Linked DNA regions of Mus musculus: region 1 is linked to region 2. A link is a loop called in an ENCODE intact Hi-C map of the cell type or tissue named here. Cell type or tissue: heart. All regions are shown on one strand. Links, peaks and the distances in the headings refer to the core of each region. The heading gives the core; the rest is flanking DNA.

Region 1 (11,225 bases), core at 1,400-9,399, 67 kb after region 2:
CACTTGAAGCTCACTGTCTTGCTCAGTGGCCTTCACTCTTCCATGGTCACAATGTCACCAGTCTGTACATTCCTGAAGCAGGCACGTGCTTGTGTCCCCTCCCCCTCCGCTGTATTTTGGTCACGGTAGAGATAGTCTGAGAGGATGCCAATGATCCTCTGCATCCTCATCTGTCCGGTCTCTACACTGACCTCTGATGGAGACGTTGTTATCATGAAGGGCATTTCTTGTCTATGTAGATGCCCTCAATGGTCTCCTTAGGCGTCTTGAGGCCTAGGCTGATGTTCTTCTAGTTCCAAGGGAGTTTCTCCTTCCAGATCTCTCCCAGCAGAGCCGCTTATGGTTTCTGAAAGGGCTGCTCGGTCTGAATGTTCACCATCTTTCTGGCAGCTTGAGAAAAAAGGGAGATCGTGTTCCTAACACAGCGCTGGACCCAGAAGCTGTGGCTGAGCTGGCTAAGTGGCAACATGTCAGAATTCCCACTCCGCAAAGTCATCCTGCAAGTGCCTCAAAGCCCCATCTCCTGCCCGGGGAAGGACACAGATGCACCACTTACACACTGCTCCTCAGTCCTCTCTGAGCCTTCATCTCTGCTTTAGCACATCTTCTGGGTAAAGTCTTGTAGGAGCCGAGAGTTCCAGAATGGAAGCTGCCACCCAAAGACAGACAGCATATTATGAAATGCTGTACGTGAGACTAGTTGTTGTTGTTGTTCTTCTCCTTCTTCCCCTTCTCCTTCTCCTTCTTCTTCTTTTTGGCTTTTCTTTATTTTTTTTTTTCTGTTTTTGGTTTTTCGCGACAGGGTTTCTCTGTGTAGCCCTGGCTGTCCTGGAACTCACTCTGTAGACCAGGCTGGCCTCGAACTCAGAAATCCTCCTGCCTCTGCCTCCCGAATTCTGGAATTAAAGGTGTGCACAACCATTGCCCTGCTGAGACTAATTCTTCTTGTCATTTGAAGAATATAAGTTGTTCCAAGTAAAAAATATTTTAAAGAGGGACTGGAGAGATAGCTCAGTGGTTAAGAGCACTGACTGCTTTTCCAGAGGTCATGAGTTCGATTATCAGCAACCACATGGTGGCTCACAACCATCTGTAATGGGATCTGATTCCCTATTCTGGTGCGCATATACATAAAATAAATAAATAAATACTTTAAAATATTTTTTAAAGATTTATTTATTTATTATATGTAAGTACACTGTAGCTGTCTTCAGACACACCAGAAGAGGGCGTCAGATCTCATTACAGATGGTTGTGAGCCACCATGTGGTTGCTGGGATTTGAACTCAGGACCTCTGGAAGAGCAGTTAGTGCTCTTAACCACTGAGCCATCTCCCCAGCCCTAAAAATTATATTTTAAAAATTATATCTAAGTTGGCAGTGGTGGCACATGCTTTTAATCCCAGTACTCAAGAGGCAGAGGACAGCCAGGCATGGTGGCTAGGAGAAGACAGAAAACATCCACAGCTGTCCAACCTGGTCTACAGAATGAGTTCCTGACAGCCAAGGCCTCTAGTGAAACCCTGTCTCAAAAGGGAAAGAAAAAAGAAAATAAAGTGCTTGTTATTCTTCCAGAGGACCTGGGTTCCCAGCACCTACATGTTGGCTTATAACCATCTCTAGCTCCAGTCCTGGGGAACCCGATGCTCTCTGCTGGCCTCCAAGGCACCAGCTATGCACGAGATGCACAAACATACATACAGGCTTAGTCAAATATCTGTAACACCTATACATATGAAATAAGCATACATACATCTATATCTGTATATATCTGCATTTCAAACTATGGAGTCTGTTCCGCTTGAGTTCCCCTGCCTTTAAAGTTAAACCAGTCTGTCTTCCTGTCTCTGGCCACACCCCTCCAGCAAGCCTGTCACTTCTTGGTGATCTGCTCTCAGTTGTTGCTCTCTGTGTACCCAGTCGTTAGGAGGCAGTGATTACAGCTCTTCGCAGAGTTAATCTCAGGAGATGGTCCAAGGGCACCTCAGGGCAGCCTTGCTGTAGCCTCCTCTGAAGCAGTCACACCTCTGCCAGCCAGGACATCCTTAGCTCTAGCCACAAGACAACTGGTCCACAGATCCAGGCTGGGACCCAGCCTGCTTGATTCTCCAGGCTCTGCCACGGGCGTGCAGAGTCAGCAACTGGCGGAGAGATGTCTTACACAAAGTGAGGCTGTTTAGGATCTCAGACTGAACAGCCCTGGCCGGTGGAATGGTGGGGCAGAGCCCTGACTGGCAGGCTCAGACTAGTCCTGCCAGCTGGACCAGAATGAGGCTTTCTGCCAGAACCTGCCCTGGCTTTCATGCCTGCCCCAGGTGTTCCGATCCAGGGGCTGGATCAGAACTAACATTATCAAGAAGCTGAGAGAGTTGGGGAATCGGTAGTAGCAGGGGACAGGGTGTGCTAGATGGCTCCCTGTGGAAAGCTGCTCCTCCCTGCCCCCGCCCATGGACCCTGAGAAAGCAGGGCTGTGGGTTTAGGAAAGAATGTGGGTGGGTAAGTCTTGCTACAAGCCTGGGACTCTGGGACCTTGTAGGTAAAACAGTTGGGTCCCTTGGATTTGCATTATGTCTTTTGTCCCTTCCATTTTCTTGAGTGAGTGAGTGAGTGTGTGTGTGTGTGTGTGTGTGTGTGTGTGTGTGTGTGTGTGTGTGTATGATGTGGTTGTGTGCATATGTAGAGGCCTGAAATGGAGTCTGGGAATTATTCTTAATTGTTCTTCTACCTTCTTCATTGAGACATTGCTTAATCAAACCCAGAGCTCTGGATGTGGCCCCGACTCCTGATCTTCACCTCCCTGAGGCTGGGATTGCTCACTCAGGTATCTGTGTGGATTCTAGAGGTCTGATTGGTTCTCATGCTTGCAAGGCAAGTGTTTAACCACTGAGCCACCCCCCCACCCCCCAACTGCTCATATTTTCCTAAGAGCCTCACTATGTTCCCCAGGCTATTCTTGAACTCAAGGTCTTCCTGTCTTTGCCTTCCAGGCACTGGGGATGCAGGCATGCACTATTACGTAAACACAGCTCTTGTCTTTCCTTCCCTTTGAGGCAGGGTCTTATATAGCTCAAGATGGTCTCAAACACGCTTTGTAGCTGAGGCTGGCATTGAGCTCCTGAACCTCCTACCTGGGATGGCATCCACCATTACACCCATTTGATGTGCTGAGGGTGGAACACTCAACTGCCTACATATTAAACTGACCTACATATTAAACCTAGTTTGCTCTTCTTCTTCTTCTTCTTCTTCTTCTTCTTCTTCTTCTTCTTCTTCTTCTTCTTCTTCTTCTTCTTCTTCTTCTTCTTCTTCTTCTTCTTCTCTTCCTCCTCCTCCTCCTCCTCCTCCTCCTCTTCTTCTTCTTCTCCTCCTCCTCCTCCTCCTTCTCCTCCTCCTCTTCCTCCTTCTTCTTTCTCATTTCATTTGTATGTTCCTGTATGTATATGGGCACTGGTATGAGTCTATGTGGATGCCATGGTGGGCATGTGAAGGTCAGAGGATAGCTTTTGGGGGTATGGGATTTGCGGAGCTTGGATTCAGGTCATCAGGCTCAGCAGTAAGAGCCTTTCCATGCCAAACCATCTTGTCAGAGACAGGTCTTACCATGTAGCTCAGGCTAGCTTGGAGTACTGAATCGTCCTGCCTCTAACTTCCGAGTACTAGGATTACAGAGCTGTACTGTCATACCTAGCTGCATTCCTGCAATTTTTAAAAAAGACTTTTAAAAGATTTTTATGTATATGTTATGTGTGCACCTGCATGCTTGCCTTTGGAGGCCAGAGGTATAAACTCCCCTGGAGCTGGAGTCACAGGAGGTTGTGAAGCCAGCTATGTGGGAGCTGAGATCTGAACTCAGATCCTCCGAAAGATCAGTCCGTGTTCCTAACCATTGAGCCACCCATCCAGAGTCAACCCCTTAGACTCTGGGTCACTAGGCTCCAAAGCCCCCTGGGGTCCCTCAGCTCCCTCCCTGGGCCTCCTGGGGGATGATGGATGGACAAGGCAGAGCACACAAGGGTGGAGCTAAAGCTTGTGTAATTGCTTTGAGTGAGGCTGAGGCTAGTCAAGGCAAGCTCTCTAGAGCAGGCGGATGCTGTGATCTCTGTCAGTCTTGACCGAGATGTCAACACCAATCCTCCTTCTCTGTCCATTACTGAGAGTCCACATTCCGTTCTGCAGGTGTCTGTGGGTGGGGTTGACAGGGGCAACACCCCAGGAAGCTACCTTGAATTGCCACATCTCCTGTACCTTCTCTACAATACTCCTCCTCCTCCACACCTGGCCTCTGGACAATGCTGTTTTTAATAGTATTTTAAATTTGTATTTGTTTATTTTGTGGTATTGATAGAGTTTCAAAACAGTTGGGTTTGGAATGTGCTATATAGCCAAGGCTGTCCTTCAACTCCTGATCTTGCAACCTAATGCCTCCTAAATGCTGGGAGTACAGGTGTGAACTAGGGCATAAACTGAGGGTCCCGGCACGAGATGTATAAAGTAAGGCATGACCCATGCAAGGCACGGCTGAGGAGAAAGATTTTATTGTAGATATAGGGGGAGGAGACCAGCCAGAGGCAGCTGGAAGAGTCCAGAGCAGGGAGAGAAATTAGCAGATTGGCCACGGCCTGTGGACTGGACCCGCCCATGAGGTAGGGGTGAGGGGGAGCAAGAGAGAGAGTGAGGCAGAGTGTGGACAGACCAAGGGAGGAAAGAGGGTGTACAGTCAACTAGGAAGGTTAAAGAGAGGCTAGGGAGGGAAGCTGCGCTGAGGTTAGTGTAGGGGGTGGGAGAGGAGCTGGGCTAATACGGAGGAAGCCTGGAGGCTAGCCTGCACTTTGATATGCTAGTAGGGACAGTGGAGAAGTAAATTTCTCTGTTCATAGAGAACAGGACCAGAGGCTGGGAGAGAGGGGGTTGCTTTGGATCTGACTGGCTCTTGATCCTTTTTTTTTTTTTTTTTTTACTCTTAAGATATTTTCATGTGAAAAAAAAAAAAAGATGTTTTCATGTGTCCCAGGCTGGCCTCAAACTAGCCATGTAGCCCAGGATAACCTTGAACTCCTTTCTGATCCTTTCTCCACTTCTGGAGGGCGCCACCATACCCAGTTTATCCAATGCGGGGGATCAAACATTACTTCACGGATGCCATGCAAACCCTCTACTGAGCTTCTGTTTTGTTTTGCTCTTCTGTTTGTTTTTGAGACAGCAAGTACATGTGTGGCCCAGGCACTCATAGAACTCACCCTGTAGCCCAGGCTGGCTTCAAATTCACACTGCTTTTGCATCCGTTTTTGGATACTGGAATTACAGGAGATGTAATTATACCATCATTATACCCAGCCTGGTAAACTTTTTTTTTTTTTTAAGATTTATTTATTTATTATTATATGTACGTATACCGTAACTGCCTTCAGATGCACCAGAAGAGGGTGTCAGACCTCATCACGGGTGGTTGTGAGCCACCATGTGGTTGCTGGGATTTGAACTCAGGACCTTCGGAAGAGCAGTCAGTGCTCTTACCCGCTGAGCCACCTTTCCAGCCCCCCTGGTAAACTTTTAATCTCCAGGTTATCTCTTTTCCCACAGGAAGGGCCTGAGCCCATAGTGAGCACTTAGCAAAGACCCCAAAGGGTGTTCCAATTTAGCACACCCATCCCTAGCCCACCATAATAACTCTGGAGTCAGACGGTGGTGAGCAGTAGCTTGCAACTTTTATTTGAGAAAAACAGCAGGTAAATGTATGTATCAAAAGAGCGCACAGATTGACAGAGAGGGGTGGCCAGCAATGGCTATGGGAGATAGGCAGCAGGCTGATGGCTTCTACTTGGCTCCAGACTGTTCAGACTTCCCAGCTTCTGGGCCCCCAATTTGGGCGCGGGCCTCGAAAGTAACCGGAATGGTGATCTCCGCTGACTGCGTGACTGCTTTGGGCAACGGAGCCTCCACGGTAAGTGTGCCCTCAGGGGATAGGGAAGAGGACACTAGGGTGGGGTCCACACCTGGAGGGAGCCTGGACACACAGAAAATCAGGGCAAGGGTTACACATCCCTCCTGACCCGGGGCTCTTCGCCCTCCGCCCTGGGTCCGCTCCCCCTCCCCCCCACCTCCCCGCCCTCCATGCAAGGAATCAGAACTCACGTGTATTTCCGGGTGAAGCACCGAGAGATGTAGCCATGTTCGTCCTGCCTTTCTTCGTGCTTGCCTGTGGGTGGGGACAGAAGGTCAGAAGCAGCCCTCTGCTGTCCTAGCTAAGGAGTGGCTGGGACCCCCCAGGGAGGCAAACAAACCCGAGTGCGGCGGGGTGCCTGACTGTCTGGAATCTTAAAACTTTCCAGAAACTTCCCTTCTGAGATTTGGGATGCGAAGGGCTTGGCTCTGACCCAGACTTGGATACCAGGGTAGGTATACTCAAAGCCTCTGCGGCTGGGTCTAGGGACCCTGATCCTGCCGCTTGCTTATTTGGGAATGAGGTCTTCCAGAAGGTGTGTTGGGTCTTCCTTCATTTTGTTTCTGTGCTGCGGGTGGAACGCAAAGCCTCAAGGCCTCCCGGCAGGCCAGGCGAAGCTCTACCCTGAGCTACATCCCCAGCTGTTGGTCCATATCATCGAAGATGACAGAGCTTTTAAGAGCAACCTGCACCCCGCGTTCCGGGGCAAGAGAAGCAGGCAAAGGAGAATGATGCGGGCTCCGGGTCCCTAGGTTCATTTCTAACTTCTCAGGGTTCTATTCCTCAGGGTTTCAGCCCCCACCCTCAGCCCCCCAGCCACCACTCTCGCCTCGGCAGCTTCGTCCCCTCTGGGCACAAGGGAAACTCACCAGTGATCTCCACCACGCCTTCCTTGGTCTTCACTGTGAGCTCCTCCGGAGCGAAGTGGTTGACGTCCAGGGACACGCGCCAGCGATCAGCCGTCTGTCGGATCTCCGAGACCCCGCTGCTGAGCTGTCGGTTGAGCGCTCGGCTGAAGGCTGGTGCGGCCAGGGTCACCGCCGCGGGGCCCTCGGCGGTCGCGGCGGGCAGCGGGCGCACGTATCCGGGCCACCCAGCGGCGCTGAACCACTGCGACCACTCATCGGGCAACCGGGGCACCCCGAAAGCTTGATCGAAGAGGCGGCTGTGTGCAGGGTACCAGTCCCGGAATGGTTCCCAGCTCGGGCTCCGCAGCAGCGAGAAGGGCACGCGGCGCTCGGTCATGTTCTTGGCTGGTCAAGGCTGAGGATCTAGAAGCACTGGGCTGAGGATCCGAGAAGTGCCGGACTGGAGCCCCAGCGTGCTTTTATGTGTGCCCAGCCGGGTATTTTTAGCAGGCGGTGCTTCAGGTCTCTATTAATGGCAATGACCGTCTCAGGGGCCGCCCCTCGCCGCCCCTCCCCTCTGCATTCCTCCCCCTAAGCTTGCAAAGGGGGCGGGCAGGCGGGGCCAGGAAGGTTCTGCCCCCATCTGGAAACTTCTCTTGTTGAAGAAAACAAATGACGGCGTAATACCGGTAGCTGGAGCGATTCCCACTGTCGGGTTTAGGACACTGCTGGCTGAAGGGCGGTGGCCTGGGGCCAGCCCCATTTTTTATTGAGAATAACCAGGAGAGGTTAGGTCTTTTGTGTCGCAACTGGGAAGCAACTGAACCTGGTCTGAACCAGAAGGAGGCCCGTGGGAACACACATGTCATGGCACACCTGTGGAGGTCTCATGACACCGGCAAGATAGCTGTCTTCTATAGTGTATCTCCTGGGGAGCAAAGGCTTCGTGGCAGGCGCCTTAGTGTTCACTGAGTATCTTTCTGACCCAGAAACTGACTTTCTTTCTTCTTTCTCTCTTTCTCTCTCCTCTCTCCTCTCTCTCTCTCTCTCTCTCTCTCTCTCTCTCTCTCTCTGAAGTAGGATTTTTCTTTTTTTATTTTGATGCTTTTTTTTTGTTTTGTTTTGCTTTGCTTTTTTTTTTTTTTTTTTTTTTTTTTTTCTGAAGACAATGTTTCTCTGCATAGCCCTGGTTGTCCTGGAACTCACTTTGTAGACCAGGCTGGCCTCGAATTCAGAAACCCGCCTGCCTCTGCCTCCCAAGTGCTGGGATTAAAGGTGTGCATCACCACCGCTGGGCTATTTGATGCTTTTTTTTTTTTTTTTTTTTTTGGTTTTTCGAGACAGGGTTTCTCTGTATAGCCCTGGCTGTCCTGGAATTCACTTTGTAGACCAGGCTGGCCTCGAACTCAGAAATCCACCTGCCCGTGCCTCCGGAGTGCTGGGATTAAAGGCGTGCCCCACCACACCCGGCCGCTTTTTTTTTTTATTATATATATATATATATATATATATATATATATATATATATATATAATGTGTATCAGTGTTTTGCCTACATGAATGTCTGTGTGAGAGTGTTAGATCTTGAGTTACAGAGAGTATCAGAAATTGGAATGCCAGGTGGGTGCTAGAATTTGAACCTGGATACTTGTACTGGCTGGTTTAGTGTCAAATTGATACAAGCTGGAGTTATCACAGAGAAAGGAGCCTCCTTTGAGGAAATACCTCCATGAGATCCAGCTATAAGGCATTTTCTCAATTAGAGATCGGGGGGGGGGGGGCATTGTGGGTGGAGCCATTCTTGGGCTGGTAGTCTTGGTTCTATAAGAGAGCAAGCTGGGCCAGGTGGTGGTGGTGCACGACTTTAATCCCAGCACTTGGGAGGCAGAGGCAGGTGGGTTTCTGAGTTCGAGGCCAGCCTGGTCTACAGAGTGAGTTCCAGGACAGCCAGGGCTATACAGAGAAACACTGTCTAGAAAAGACCCCCCCCCAAAAAAAAAGAGAGAGAGAGAAAGAGAGCGAGAGAACAAGCTGAGCAAGCCAGGGGAAGCAAGCCAGTGAGAAACATCCCTCCATGGCCTCTGCATCAGCTCCTGCTTTCTGACCTGCTTAATTCCAGTCCTGACTTCCTTTGGTGATGAACAGCAATGTGGAAAGTGTCCGCTGAATAAACCCTTTCCTCCCCAACTTGCTTCTTGGTTATGATGTTTGTGCAGGAATAGAAATCCTGACTAAGACAGTACTATAGGAAGGGCAGGCAGTGCCTCTAACCATTAGACCATCTCTCAGGAGACATCGAACCTGGAACCTGCAAGCTGGATGAGTAGGTATCCCCTAGTATCCTCCTGGTTCTGCAACTGCCCCACCCCAGCGCTTGCTCGGACAGGAGGCACAGGCCACACTCAGCTCTTTTTTGGTTTTGTTTTCTGTGTGGTTGTGGCTGTTCTAGAACTCTTTAGACTAAGCTGGCCTGGATCTCACAGATTGGCCTGCCTCTTCCTCCAGAGAGCCCGGCTTAAAGGCAAGCAGCATCACATGGGGCCACCCTCAGTTTTTATGTGGGTTGCTGTGTGTTAAGTACAAAAGAAACTGGGGTCAAAGGGCTATCTGTGGTGTCTATTAGCATACCAAAGAGCACCCTGGCCTGGGGGCTCATGGCAATAGGAATACTCTTCTCAGCCCTTCTCACCCTGTCCCTTACCCCAAACTTCTCCAGCTCTTGGGGCTCCCCTCTCCCAGCTTCTCATCCCTGTATGTGCTCTCTTGGTCCTCTCTTCCTCATCCCTCTCTCTTGGTCCTCTCTCCCTCATCTCTCTCTTGGTTCTCTCTCTCTCTCTCACATCCCTCTCTCTTGGTTTTCTTTGCCTCATCTCTCTTTGCTTTGTTTGTTTTTTGTTTTTTTGAGACAGGATTTCTCTGTATAGCCCCTGCTGTCCTGGAACTCACTCTGTAGACCAGGCTGGCCTCGAACTCAGAAATCCGCCTGCCTCTGCCTCCCGAGTGCTGGGGTTAAATGCGTGTGCCACCACCACCCGGCTCTCTCTCAACTATTGTCCATGCCCAATCTGCCCGCCATATCAGTTCTGGACTCTTGCAGATGCCCCCGGCTGTACTCTCTCATCATGTCCTCGGTTTATACACTGCGGACCCAAACTCAGTCCCCATGCTTGCGCAGTCAGTTCTTTATCCACTTTGGGATCTTCCGAGGCCCTTGTTTGTTTTGTTTTCTGTTCCTTTGGTTTTGTCCTTTGTTTGATTGTTTGTTTTGTTTTTTGAGAATATGGTCTCATGTAGCCCCGAGTAGTCTAGAATTCTCTAAGTAGCCAGGAATGACTCTAATTCCTGATCTTCCTGTTTGTATCTCTGAAGTGCTGGGATCATAGTCACTTGCCACCACATACAACAGGAATGTCGTATTAAACAGCCTGGTGGGCTCATTGGGAGAGTCAGTTCCCAGACCACCAGACTGCTTGAGTTTCTCTGGTTCTGTGGCCCGGTGGGGGAGTCTGTAAAAGTTACATTCTCCATTCTTTACTCTCCCTCGGCAAGATGGGAATGACGAGGCTGCTAATAATGCTGATGTCACCGGGCAGGCATGAGAGTCAGTGACATCATATAAGTGAAGATGTAGCCCAGGGCCTGGTGAGTCATAGTTAATTATTGGTTCCTTGTTATCCACCTTGGTTATCCGTCACTAGGGTTGAGCCTTCCCTATCCCTTAGGGGGGTGGACCTGACAACGGAGGCTGCTTTCAAAGTTGGAGCAACCCTGCTGCCTGTGTTTCTCAGGACTGGGAAATGGACCACTCTCCCAAACCCTTACTGGGGGGGATTCTAGTCAGGGGCTCTACTACTGAGCCACGCCCCCAGCCCCTCCCTGGGAGATTCTAGGCAGGGGTTCTACCACTGAGCCACGCCCCCAGCCCCTCACTGGGGGATTCTAGGCAGGGGCTCTATCACTGAGCCACACTTCCAGCCCCTCACTGGGGGATTCTAGCCAGCAATATACTGCCGAGCTATATCATCATTGATCATTTTACTTTTTAAAGAAGTTATTGCCCAGCATGGTGGTGCATGCCTTTAATCCCAGCACTTGGGAGGCAGAGGCAGGCAGATTTCTGAGTTTGAGGCCAGCTTGGTTTACAAAGTGAGTTCCAGGACAGCCAGGGCTACACAGAGAAACCCTGTCTTGAAAAAACCAAACCAAACAAAACAAAAAAAAGTTATTTAATTTATTGTTAATACTTATCATTATTTATGAGTGTATGTGATGGGGTTAGGGGAGGTGTGTGTGCCATGGTACGTATATGGAGGCCAGATGATAATTTTGTGTCGCTGTTTTTCTCTCCTTCCACTCTATTGGTTCTGGGAAATAGAATGTAGGTTATCAGACAATGTAGCATGTTCTCTTTGTTTTGTTTTGTTTTGTTTTTGTTG
Region 2 (11,225 bases), core at 1,029-9,028:
CTCGTGCTGTGCTATCCAATTTATAGTCTCTGCTGCTAGTGATTGGTAGGAAGCAGGAGTGGCTGACGGCTTTCCCAAAACTAGCCTTTGACTTTTCAGAGATACCAATGAAAACAGGTGTGTACAAAGTCTGGCAGGACACTGTCAATCCCTTGTTCCCGTATCTCCACCTTTACTTGATGCCTAGACCTAGGGGGTCCTCCAGTCTCCTACCTTAGGTTGGCAGGTCTTTGAGGTTCTTTCTGTCTTTCTGTACAACTTGGGAAGGTTGGGAGAATTGATCTGGTTCTAGGGAGCATATGTTCCCCACCATGACAACCATCTCTTTTTTTATGCCCCTGCTGAGCCAGGCCCAGAGGAACTGGGACTCCAAGTCCAGCAGGCTGGTTCTGAGACCACCCGAATGCCCAGTCCTCGGCCCAGAGATGGTAGGTGTTTACTGCCACTGAAAATGAGGTTGGAACTTTAGGGATAAGATGGACCTGGAGTGATAAAACACTACAGCAACCTAGAGATTTCTCCACTTGGGATCAAACAAACTGAAGAAATGAGAGAATGCAGAATTAGGCATGGTGGCCTATGGCTTTCATTCCAGCATTCTGGAGACTTGGGTCAGAAGGACAGTAACTTCAAGGCCTGCCTGAACAACATACAAGGGCTCATGGAAAAACAAACAACAAATTAGCCCAGGGAATGTAGGTGTGGAAGTGGGGACAGTAAACTTTGAGGGTCAGGATAAGACATGGTCATAGTTTGCAAACAGCCTGTGGCTAAGGGGCTGAGACTGTCTGTTGAGGGTCTCACTACATAGCTCTGGCTGACCATTGCTGTGTCGAACAGGCTAGGCTTGAACTCACAGAGATCTGCTTGCCTCTGCCTTCTTAGTGTTGGGATCAGAGGTGTGTGCCAACTTGTCCAGCATTATTTATTGGTGTCTGTGTACCCGTGTATATGCATGATATGTTCACACATGTGAAGGCAAAACAGTATGAAGGAATGTGAAGGTCAGAGGACAACCTGTGGTGGCAAGTGCCCTCAACTGTAGAGCCATCTCTTGGGTCCCATGATCCCATGGGCTCTTCTGACCCAGGCCTTATCTCCAACACAGGGCACCTCCGTCTGGCTAGTGGAACACACCGATGTGAGGGGCGCGTAGAACTCTTCCTAGGACAACGGTGGGGCACTGTTTGTGATGATGCCTGGGACCTACGGGCAGCCATTGTCCTGTGCCGTCAGCTGGGATGTGGCCAGGCTCTCGCAGCCCCGGGAGAGGCCCACTTTGGCCCAGGCCGAGGCCCAATCCTCTTGGACAATGTCAAATGCCGAGGAGATGAGAGCACCTTGCTACTGTGCTCTCATATCCGCTGGGATGTCCACAACTGTGACCACAGCGAGGATGCCAGTGTCTTGTGCCAGCCATTGTGACCCAGATGGCTCTGTACTCCATACCATATCAAAGGAGCCTATGAGGAACTGCCTGTCCTTTCCCAGGATGCCTTCCTATGATAGCTCGGGTTCCTGGTACCCCTTTCTCCCCGTGCATGGGAGAGATGCAGTACCTGCCCGAGTCCTCTTACTGTGTGTCCCGAGACTGTTATCACCTGCGGAAGGCCCAATACAGTGAACATAGCAATGTTTTGCTCAGCCAAATCAGAAAATGTGAGAGAATAACCCACTTCTCTTTGGGGGAACTCATATAGTACCCCCAATCCTTCCCTTCTGCACCCACATCCATGAGGCTTGGGCTGTCTGTAAATGCCTTCAAACCCTTACCGTGACCTCTCTTGGTCTCCTGCTAAAAGTGGGGAGACAAAGGGGTTGGGGTGCTCTTTTCTATAGACTGGCAGGGGACTGCAGAAGAACCAGGCCATCACCTTCCCTGCTGGGTGAGGACCTGGACTCAGATGGTGCTCCGCTGAACAAGGGGGCTGCAGGGGCCAAAACAGGGACCAGAGGAGCCCTTCCTGCAGCTTCTCTGATTTCCACTGCCCCCCCCCCCCCAGCACAGAGCCTCCATTTTGCAGTAACAAAGAACCCTGGAGGCCCATAGCCACTGTCCTTAGGTGCCAAGTCAATAAAGCATTATCTCCCCCAGTCTTTTAACTGAGGTCATTGTTTGAGAACCTGTACCATGGCTACTGGAAAAACTCCAGGAAGGACTTTCTGGAGAAAACTGGCATGGCGATGAAAGGCTGTGGTCCAAGAGCAGCATCATCCAGTTCTCCAGAGCCCATCACGGCCGGGAAATGCTGACTCACCATGGCAAGCCTCAGGCTCCTCAGTGGAGTGTCTGGTCATCCTCCATTGGGCTACACACACACACAAATCTAGATCCAGGAAAGGAGAGGCAGTAGGGCACGATGGTGCATGTTTGTAATGCCGGTGCTCGGGGTGCCGAAGAAGGGCGTTCTGCGGGTGGGGTGGGGTTCCAGGCCAGCCAGAGCTGCAGAGTGAGAGAAGCTGACTGAATAGGCCCAGAAAATAAAATGGCAGAAAAACGGAAAAAAACAAAACAAAACAACCCTCCTCTGGTCAACCTGTGATATTCCCTCTTTAAAGGGATCACAGGAATGAAGATCAGGAGTTCAAAGCTATCCTCAACTACATAACCATTCAAGGCCAGCTTAGACTACTAGATACCTGGGGGTAGGGGTTGCTGGGAGACCCTGCCTGAATTAGTGGTGGCAAAGATCTGTAATTCAGCACGTACATGCTTAAGCAGGTGGATTAGGAGTTTAAAGCAGCCTGAACTTCTAGAAAGGCCACACTACCCTCTCCACTTTCTCTGCCTATGAATTTCTATATTAGTTTTGTTTGCTTTTTGTTTTAGTTTTTCAAGACAGGTTGGTTTTGTTTGTTTGTTTGCTGTATAGCCCCGGCTTTCCTGTAACCCAGTCTATAGACCATGCTAATCTTAAATTCAGAGGTCTGCCTGCCTCTGCCTCCTGAGAGCTGGCATCCATTTTCATGTGTGAGTTGTTATATTTTGTTCTCATTCATTGCTGCCCTCTTTATGCCTTTGCTGTTCTCTGATGCTTCCTTTAGACTCCATTCCTGCTTGCTTGGGTTGGTTTGATTGCTTTGTTTTGCTGTGGTAGGACTGGGGATTAAACCTAGGCTGGTGAGATGGCTCAGTGGTTAAGAGCACAGACTGCTCTTCCAAAGGTCCTAAGTTTAAATCCCAGCAACCACATGGTGGCTCACAACCATCCATAACAACAATCTGATGCCCTCTTCTGGAGTGTCTGAAGACAGCTACAGTGTGCTTACATATAATAAATAAATAAATATTTAAAAACAAAAAAACAAAACCCACCTAGGACCTAAATCATGGAAGGCAAGTACTCGACCACTGAGCCACAGCTACAAACTCCAATTCTGGTTCCCTACCCCCCACCCCCACCCCGCAAAGATTTATTACTGAGTGTGCCTGTGTGTAGTGATGGTGATGATGATGATACAGGGCGTCCAGTTCTATCACACGCAGATCCCCTGGGTGCAGGCTTTCTCCTCAAATGCTGAGTTAGGCTAAAGGATAGCAAGCTCCGGAAGTCATCCAGTCTCTGCCCTCCGTAGTACCAGAGTTATAGGCATTCCTGGCCACTCAGGTTTTACTCCTGGGTGCTGGAATCCCCACTTGGGTCCCCAACTTTGTACAATGATTGCTCTTACCCACTGAAACACCTCTGCATCTGTGTATAAATGTTTTCATACATGGCTGAATGTTGCCCACGTGTATACCCTGTGTTCACCACAGTCACAAAGCGTTGGAGCCCCTGGTAGTGGAGTTATGATGGTTGTAAACCACACCACGTGGGTGCTGGGAACTGAGCTCAGGGGCTCTGCAAGAGCAAGTGCCCTAACTGCTGGGCCAGCTCTCTAGGCCCCTCTTACTTTAAAAAAAAAAAAGGCTAATGCATGCATGTTTGAGTACATGTGTGGTACATGTCACAGGAATTCTTTCCTTCCATGCGGGTACCAGATTCTTGATACCTGCTGAGCCATCACGCCAGCTTGGCCCCTCATCATCTATACCATCGTCCGGACCCTATGTCCTGGTCTCTACGTTCCTGAGGATGACTTTAAGTTCTGGTGAGTTTTTCGAAGTGCAGCAGGCTAGCCTCCCTTGTGTATTTGTTGTCACACCTGCCTGACAACTCGAATGGGAGCCAAACCTTGAGGATTGATGGATTAGCAAAAAGAGAAGAGGGGAAAAAAAAAAAAAAAAAAAAAACGAGGCAACTGGGATTGACTTCCTGTAAGGTCAAACTCCAAACTTCCAGGGTCTTCCCACTCAGGCACTGCTCCGGGAAGTGTTCTTAACCACTGTGCAAACGGAGGAAACAAAAGATCAGTGAAAGGTCCAGGGTTTTTCTGGGTCATCAAAACAAAACAAAACCAACAGAGTCCAGGTGTTGGGATTCCCACTGGAGCCCCGTAAGCCTCGACGGCCGGGGCGGACAGGGTAGGACGTGACGTAGCCCTGCCCTTCCGGGCCCCAATAACTCACGCCTTCCTGCTGAGTCACCGCAGGAGCTCAGAGGAGAGCCCGCCCTGGGTCGGAACTGAAGCCACGCCTCTATCTTACTGAAGGATTTTGATTGGGTAGCTTTGAAACTGGTTCAGCCAGTCGCAGCAAACGGAAGGTTGCTGGTTAGGTGGGGCAGGGGCGGGGCCACGCTCTTCGAGACCTTTCCATGCCTCGGGGCGGGTCTTTTTTTTTTTTTTGTGCAGAGTTCTAGGTTTGGTCTGACAAAGGAATTGAGTCCCCGGTACAGCCCATACAAGGGAAGGAAGGTCAACCATTCCCAAGACACTGTAGTTTAGGCGACATTTTCAGTCCCCGCGGACCTTTGCGGATTACAAAGAGTATTTACCAACAACAACCTCTGCGCCACAAGGCTGCTTCTCTCCTCACCACCCCACCCCCTCACCCCTTTTAAAAATGCTTTAGTCAAGGTCTCATGCAGTTCAGGGTGGCTTGCCAAAGGTGACTTTGAGTTTTTTTAATTTTATTTCTTCCTCTGCCCACCCAACTGGGGTTACAGGTGCGTGCCACCCCTGCTCATTTATGCAATTCTGAGGAACCCAGGACTTCACTTACGCTAGGCAAACGCTCGACCAACTGAGCTATATCCTAAAGCTACTGATATTTTCATAAAAGACCATTTGGTTGGTTTTGTTTTTTTCGAAACAGTTTTTCTGTATGACGCTGGCTGCCCTGGATGGAACTCAGTCTGTAGACCAGGCAGGCCTCAAACTCAAAGACCTGCTTGCTGAGATGAAAGGCATGCGACGCTTTCACAGAGGACATTTAACCCACAAAGGACTGTTGAAATTGTAAAACCGGTTCACAATAAAACCAGAATTGGAATAGGGTGTGGTGGCACTATGGGGTAAAAAACATCTAAAATAAATCAAGATTAAGGAGGCTGGTGTGTAACTCAGCTGGTAGAGCTCTGTCCAAGCATTCAGAAAGTCCAAGGTTCAGTCCCCAACTCAGTTTGGGTCAGCGAAAGGGTTCCACAGGTAAAGGTGAGGCCATGTGGCCACACACACACACAATTAAAATGTCTTTTTTTTTTTTTAAATCAGCAACTACAAAAAGAAAATAGATTTCTAAAAAGGGAAGAAAACAAACCTCAGTGTGGTGGCTGTCACATGCCTAAAGTCCCAGGGGTGGAGACAGATGGTCACCCTCAATTATACAGCTAATCCAAGGCCAGCCTATGCTACATAAGACATGGTCTCAAAAACAAACCAATTAAAGAATTGGAAAAGGTTCCCCACCTCTGGCAAACATGAACAATAAACTGAGGGGTGTTGTGGTTGTGGTTTTGTTTTGAAACAAGACAATGTAGCCTATGCTGCCCTGAAATGTGTTGTGTAGCCAGAAATGAACGCAGACTTCTGAACTCCCTTGCCTCAGAGACAGGATCTCACACTTCAGTCCAGGCTGACCTCAAGCAGTTTCCACCCCCATCATCTTCCCAGTGGCTGGTTTTATAGATGTGAGCTACCTCAGGTGGGTTAGACTGAGGATTTTAACACAGCCTGCTGTACCACAGCAAATTCTATGTGTAGCATCACCCTGACCGAGTGTCTGTCGTCTTAAGATTGGCCCTGCCAGCCAGGCATGGTGGCACATGCCTTTAATCCCAGCACTTGGTAGGCAGAGGCAGGCAGATTTCTGAATTCGAGGCCAGCCTGGTCTACAGAGTGAGTTCCAGGACAGCCAGAGCTATACAGAGAAACCCTGTCTCGAGAAAAAAAAAAAAAAAGAAACAAAAAAAAAAAAAAAAGATTGGCCCTGCCAGACCAGAGCAAGTTTGACATAACTCAATCTGGGCAGATGGAGAAACATGCAGAGAGCCAGGATTGACCTGCCCCACTGTGAGCTACAGAGCAATAGGGACTTGAGTCTTTTGCACTGTCATTGGCTTCCTTTTCGCTGGATAGGAAGGCCTGATGAAGAAGCTGTAGTCAACGAGGCACCTGCTGTCTGCCACCATAGTCAATTTTCTGTCTCAAGATCCCTGCATGAGTTAGACAAGTCTGGGTCCCTGCGAGGTTAGCAGCAGTCAGCTCAGGGAACCCTTTTCATGGGATAGATAGCTTATTCCATCCACGTGGCCATTCACTTGGAAAGTCAAAGTTGCCTCTACCTTAAAAAAACCAGGTCCAGGCTTGGTGGTGCACGCCTTTACTCCCAGCATTCAAGAGGCAGAGGCAGGTGAATTTCTTAGTTCGAGGCCAGCCTGTTCTACAGTGTGAGCTCCAGGACAGCCAGGGCTACACAGAGAAACCCTGTCTCAAAAACAAAACAAAACAAAACAAAAACAGTGCCTTGGGCCAGTGATGAAGCTCACAGGTAAAAGTAATTGCTTGAAACAGCCTGACAACCTGACTTCAATTCTCCAAATTACCTAAAAGTAGGCAAGAACTGGCCTTTTTAGAAAGTTATCCTCTAAGTTCTTCATGCACACGTTTGCACGCACTCACACTCGCATCCATGCATACACTAAAATCAAATGGGAAATACCAGTACTTTGGAGGCAGAGGCAAGTGGATCACTATTGAGTTCCAAGCCACAGCTACATAGTGAAGCCCTTTCTGGGGGAGTGGGGGGAGGGAGGACCAGAAAACCTGGCCTGGGATGTAGCCCAGTTGGTAAAGTGCTTGCCTAGCATGCATGAGGCCCTGAGTTTGATTCCTAGCCCTGCATAAACTGTGTGTGGTAGCAGACACCTGTAATCAGAGCATGTAGCAGGTAGACTCAGGAGGATTCTCCTATAGAGCAAGTTCAAGGCTAACCTGGGCTTCATAAGACCCTGTCTCAAATAAACAAAATAAAGCCCTAGGAAGATGAATTCCTCATGTCTGCTAGGTAACTTTCTGTTACCAAGAGAAAACAAGATTAATTACTTTTTTTTTTTTTTTTTTTTTTTTTTTTGGTTTTTTCGAGACAGGGTTTCTCTGTATAGCCCTGGCTGTCCTGGAGCTCACTTTGTAGACCAGGCTGGCCTCGAACTCAGAAATCCGCCTGCCTCTGCCTCCTGAGTGCTGGGATTAAAGGCGTGCGCCACCACGCCCGGCTTAATTACTATTTTCTATTTCTTATTGTTCTGTGTATGTGTGTATAATGTTCATGTATGGATGCAAGCATGCCTGGGCCACCACACACGAGTAGAGCCATCTGAGAGGAAAATTTGTGGGAGTCAACACTCTCCCACCATGCGAATGCTAGGGAATCCAACTGATATCCTCCAGATTGGCACCAGGTACCTTCACCTGCTGGGCCACCGTGCCAGCCCCCGTTGTTAGAAATTTCAGAAATTGAGCATCCATGGAGCTGTCTGCCCAATCAAACTGCCTTGCTCATTCCCCCCCTTAATTTTGTTCATAATTTTGCATTGTAATGCAAGATGACCACAATTTCCTGATCCCCCTTCTGCCATCTCCTGAGGACTAGCTACACCTTGAGACCCTGTCTTGAAAAAAACCCAAAAAACAAAGCCAAAACTCTTCACCGTCTTTGTCTTTTTTTTTTTTTTGGTAGCTTTAATATATATATATTTTTTTTTTTTTCTTTTTTCTGGGCGTGGTGGTGCATGCCTTTAATCCCAGAACTTGGGAGGCAGAGGCAGGTAGATTTCTGAGTTCGAGGCCAGCCTGGTCTACAGAGTGAGTTTCAGGACAGCCAGGGCTACACAGAGAAAACCTGTCTCAAAAAACCAACCAACCAAATATATATATTATGTAATTTTATTTATATGTGTGTGCCTAAGTATATATATGTGTACTGTGTGCATGCAGGAGCCCTTGGGGGTCAGAAGACGTGTTGTATCCTCTGGAAATGGAACTGGAGTTACAGATGCTTGTGAACTACCTACGACAGGTGCTGGGACTCAAAACCAGGTCCTCTACAAGAGCAGTAATCACTCTTAAAGTTAGAACCATCTCTTTAGCTCTGCCCATCCCCCACATTTTTAAAGAATTCACTTTTTTGTTTGTTTGTTTGTTTGTTTGTTTTGAGACAGGTTTTCTTTGTGTAGCCCTGGCTGTCCTGGACTTACTCTGTAGACCAGGCTGGCCTCAAACTCAGAAATCTGCCTGCCTCTGCCTCCCAAGTGCTGGGATTAAAGGCCTGTGCCACCACTGCCCAGCTAAGAATTCACTTTTCTTAATTTATTTTTATTTATGTGCCTTGGTATTTTGCCTGCAAGTATGTCTGTATGAGGGTATCAGATCTGAAGGTAAGAAATCGTTGTGGCTGGGCAGTGGTGGTTCACGCCTTTAATCCCAATGCTTAGGAGGCAGAGGCAGGTGGATTTCTGAGCTCAAGGCCAGACTGGTCTACAGAGTGAGTTCCAGGACAGCCAGGGCTACACAGAGAAACCCTGTCACAAAAAAAAAAAAAAAAAAAAAAAAATCACCACCACCAACAACAACAAAAAGAGGTCATTGTGAGCTGCCACATATGTGTTGGGAATTGAACCCAAGTCCTCTGAAAGAGCAGTAAGTGCTCTTAACCACTGAGCCATCTCTCCAGCCTCCCCTAGCCTTTGGCCTTTAGAGGACTCTCATGTGTCCTTAGACTTTCTATGTAACTGAAGATGACCTTGAGTCCTCCTACTTCTACTACCTGGTACTTCCGTGGCAGGTTTGTACCACCATGCCCTGCTCCTGGCCCGACTTTTCTTGCAGATCATACAGAGAGAAGAGACAGTCCAGTTGCCTAGTCTGGTGACTTCTGCATTGTTCTCCAGGCAACCATCCATCTTGCCCTGATTGGGTCCAGCCCAGCAGCTTCCAGGATGACACTGGCATCTGACCAGCTTGCTCAGCATCTTCTCTCCCTCTCCCTGTCTCTGTGTCCAGCAATCTGTCTTCCTGCCTGCTCTTCTGTCAGATCAATCTCTCTCCCTCTCTCTCCTCTCTCCCTCCCTTTCTTCTCTTTCTTCCTTTCTGTCCTTCCTCCTTTTCCTTCCCAAACTTAACTCCCTACCTCCCTTTCCCTCTCTCCAAAGTCTCATATATCACAGGATAGTCTTAAACTCATGATGTGCAGCTGGGCCGTGGTGGCGCATGCCTTTAATCCCAGCACTTGGGAGGCAGAGGCAGGTGGATTTCTGAGTTTGAGGCCAGCCTGGTCTACAGAGTGAGTTCTAGGACAGCCAGCAGGGCCATACAGAGAAACCCTGTCTCAGAAAAAAACAAAAAAACAAAAAAACAAAACAAAACAAAAAAAACCAAAAACACTTATGATGTGCCCAAGGTTGACCTTGAACTCCTGATCCTCCTGCCTGACACCCCTCCCCCCAAACACACACACAAATACTTCCCCACAGCAGGGATTATAGGTATATGACACTAAGCTTAAGTCAAACAGATGTTTCTTTACATCTGCTCAAAAAAAAAAAAAAATCACACAACTACAATCAAGGTCCAAGCTGATCAAGCCCCCTACTTCTTTATGATTAATCTCCAAAAGCTTGTTGGACCATCTTCATTTGATACAGGTGGTCAGTGCTGCCCTGAGAATGTGAATCCCCACAGCAGAATGGGTGGATGCTTGGCTCCATTGGAAGTAGAACAGGGGGCTGGCGAGATGGCTCAGTGGGTAAGAGCACAGACTGCTCTACCGAAGGTCCTGAGTTCAAATCCCAGCAACCACATGGTGGCTCACAACCACCCATAATGAGATCTGATGCCCTCTTCTGGTATGTCTGAAGACAGCTACAGTGTACTTATGTATAATAATAAATAAATCTTTAAAAAAAAAAAAAAAAGGAAGTAGAGCCAGGAGGACTGACAATGTGGGTCTCAAGGCCACTTCACTGCCATGTGGCTTCTTCTAAAGTGCTCAGAGAAAGTCTCTTGCTTGAGGTTCACTTGGAGTTGGAACCTTGGACTTGTTTTCTGTCCCTTTGCTCAGAAAACTTAGCTGCCAACCTCATCCCTCTGGGACCCAAGCTGGTTTCTTTCCTGTGTTATTTTCTCTTCCCATTGTTGGGCGTGGACCTTAGGCCTCGCTCATGACAGGCTCAACCACTGAGCCATGCTCATAGCTCCTCCCAGATGTATTTTAGGCTGGCTAACACTTGACCAGCCAGTTCACTAAGGGATCCTGGGTAGGTGTTCTACTGCTGAGCCACACTCCCAACTCCAGCCTAGGTCCGCCCCACTATCCTGAATGTTCTCTTATCATCTTGGAGAATCTCCTCTTGTTCTGTCTTTGGACTTCAGTGTCCCCAAGAGTTACAGCCACCTGTTGACTCTCCTTCCCTGCCTAGAGACTAAACCAATGTCCTCACTTACTCTGCTCCCTTCTTCCATCTCATGGCCATGTCGACCCTATCTACTCTGCGGTTCAGATTTTGACTCTCTCAGACCCTGGTCTATGCAGTTTAGGGCTGTTAGAGAAAAAAAAAAAAATCTCAGGGTGGGACAGATGGCTGCCTCCTTAGAACATGGCCTCCAGGCCCAGATGGCTGTGGAATGGTCAGTCGTTGTAAGCCCTTACCCCCCATCCACCCACTTCAGGAGTTCCGGGAAACCAGCAGCCTGTTCTCTAGCCTGCCTCCTCCCCTCCTCCTGCCATGACTCAGCAACTGACTCCAGCTTCTACTTTCAAGAGAAATAGGCTCCCAGGAACCTCCCTGCAGTCCACTCTGAAGTCCGTCCCACTCAACTGTCATCTCAGGATGCTCTTCCCTTCCACC

Evidence for each region. Peaks named below come from ENCODE experiments on the same cell type or tissue, not always from the same donor. Only the 100,000 strongest peaks of a DNase experiment are listed, where the experiment ranks them.
Region 1: a loop joins it to region 2, with 9 times the contacts of the local background. A loop is called at or near these places in 1 of 42 quality-filtered maps.

Annotation. Positions count from the first base shown.
Region 1 is chr5:135,884,020-135,895,244 of GRCm38, reverse strand. It overlaps Hspb1 (heat shock protein 1), which reads right to left and starts at 7,326. Exons shown (of 3, transcript NM_013560.2): 1 at 6,811-7,326; 2 at 6,133-6,196; 3 at 5,682-6,004. The coding sequence starts at 7,186. The coding sequence ends at 5,815. In heart, for the core only: CTCF peaks have their summits at 6,229 (motif pointing left) and 7,504; DNase peaks (open chromatin) are centred at 6,184, 6,694 and 7,374; H3K4me3 peaks cover 2,156 bases; H3K27ac peaks cover 2,552 bases; H3K27me3 peaks cover 668 bases.
Region 2 is chr5:135,951,092-135,962,316 of GRCm38, reverse strand. It overlaps Ssc4d (scavenger receptor cysteine rich family, 4 domains), which reads left to right. Exons shown (of 11, transcript NM_001160366.1): 10 at 351-428; 11 at 1,109-2,094. The coding sequence ends at 1,425. Among named protein-coding and RNA genes, the nearest start is that of Ssc4d, 18 kb to the left of the region's middle. In heart, for the core only: no CTCF peak of the experiment used is centred there; DNase peaks (open chromatin) are centred at 1,126, 2,266 and 4,556; H3K4me3 peaks cover 1,190 bases; H3K27ac peaks cover 3,327 bases.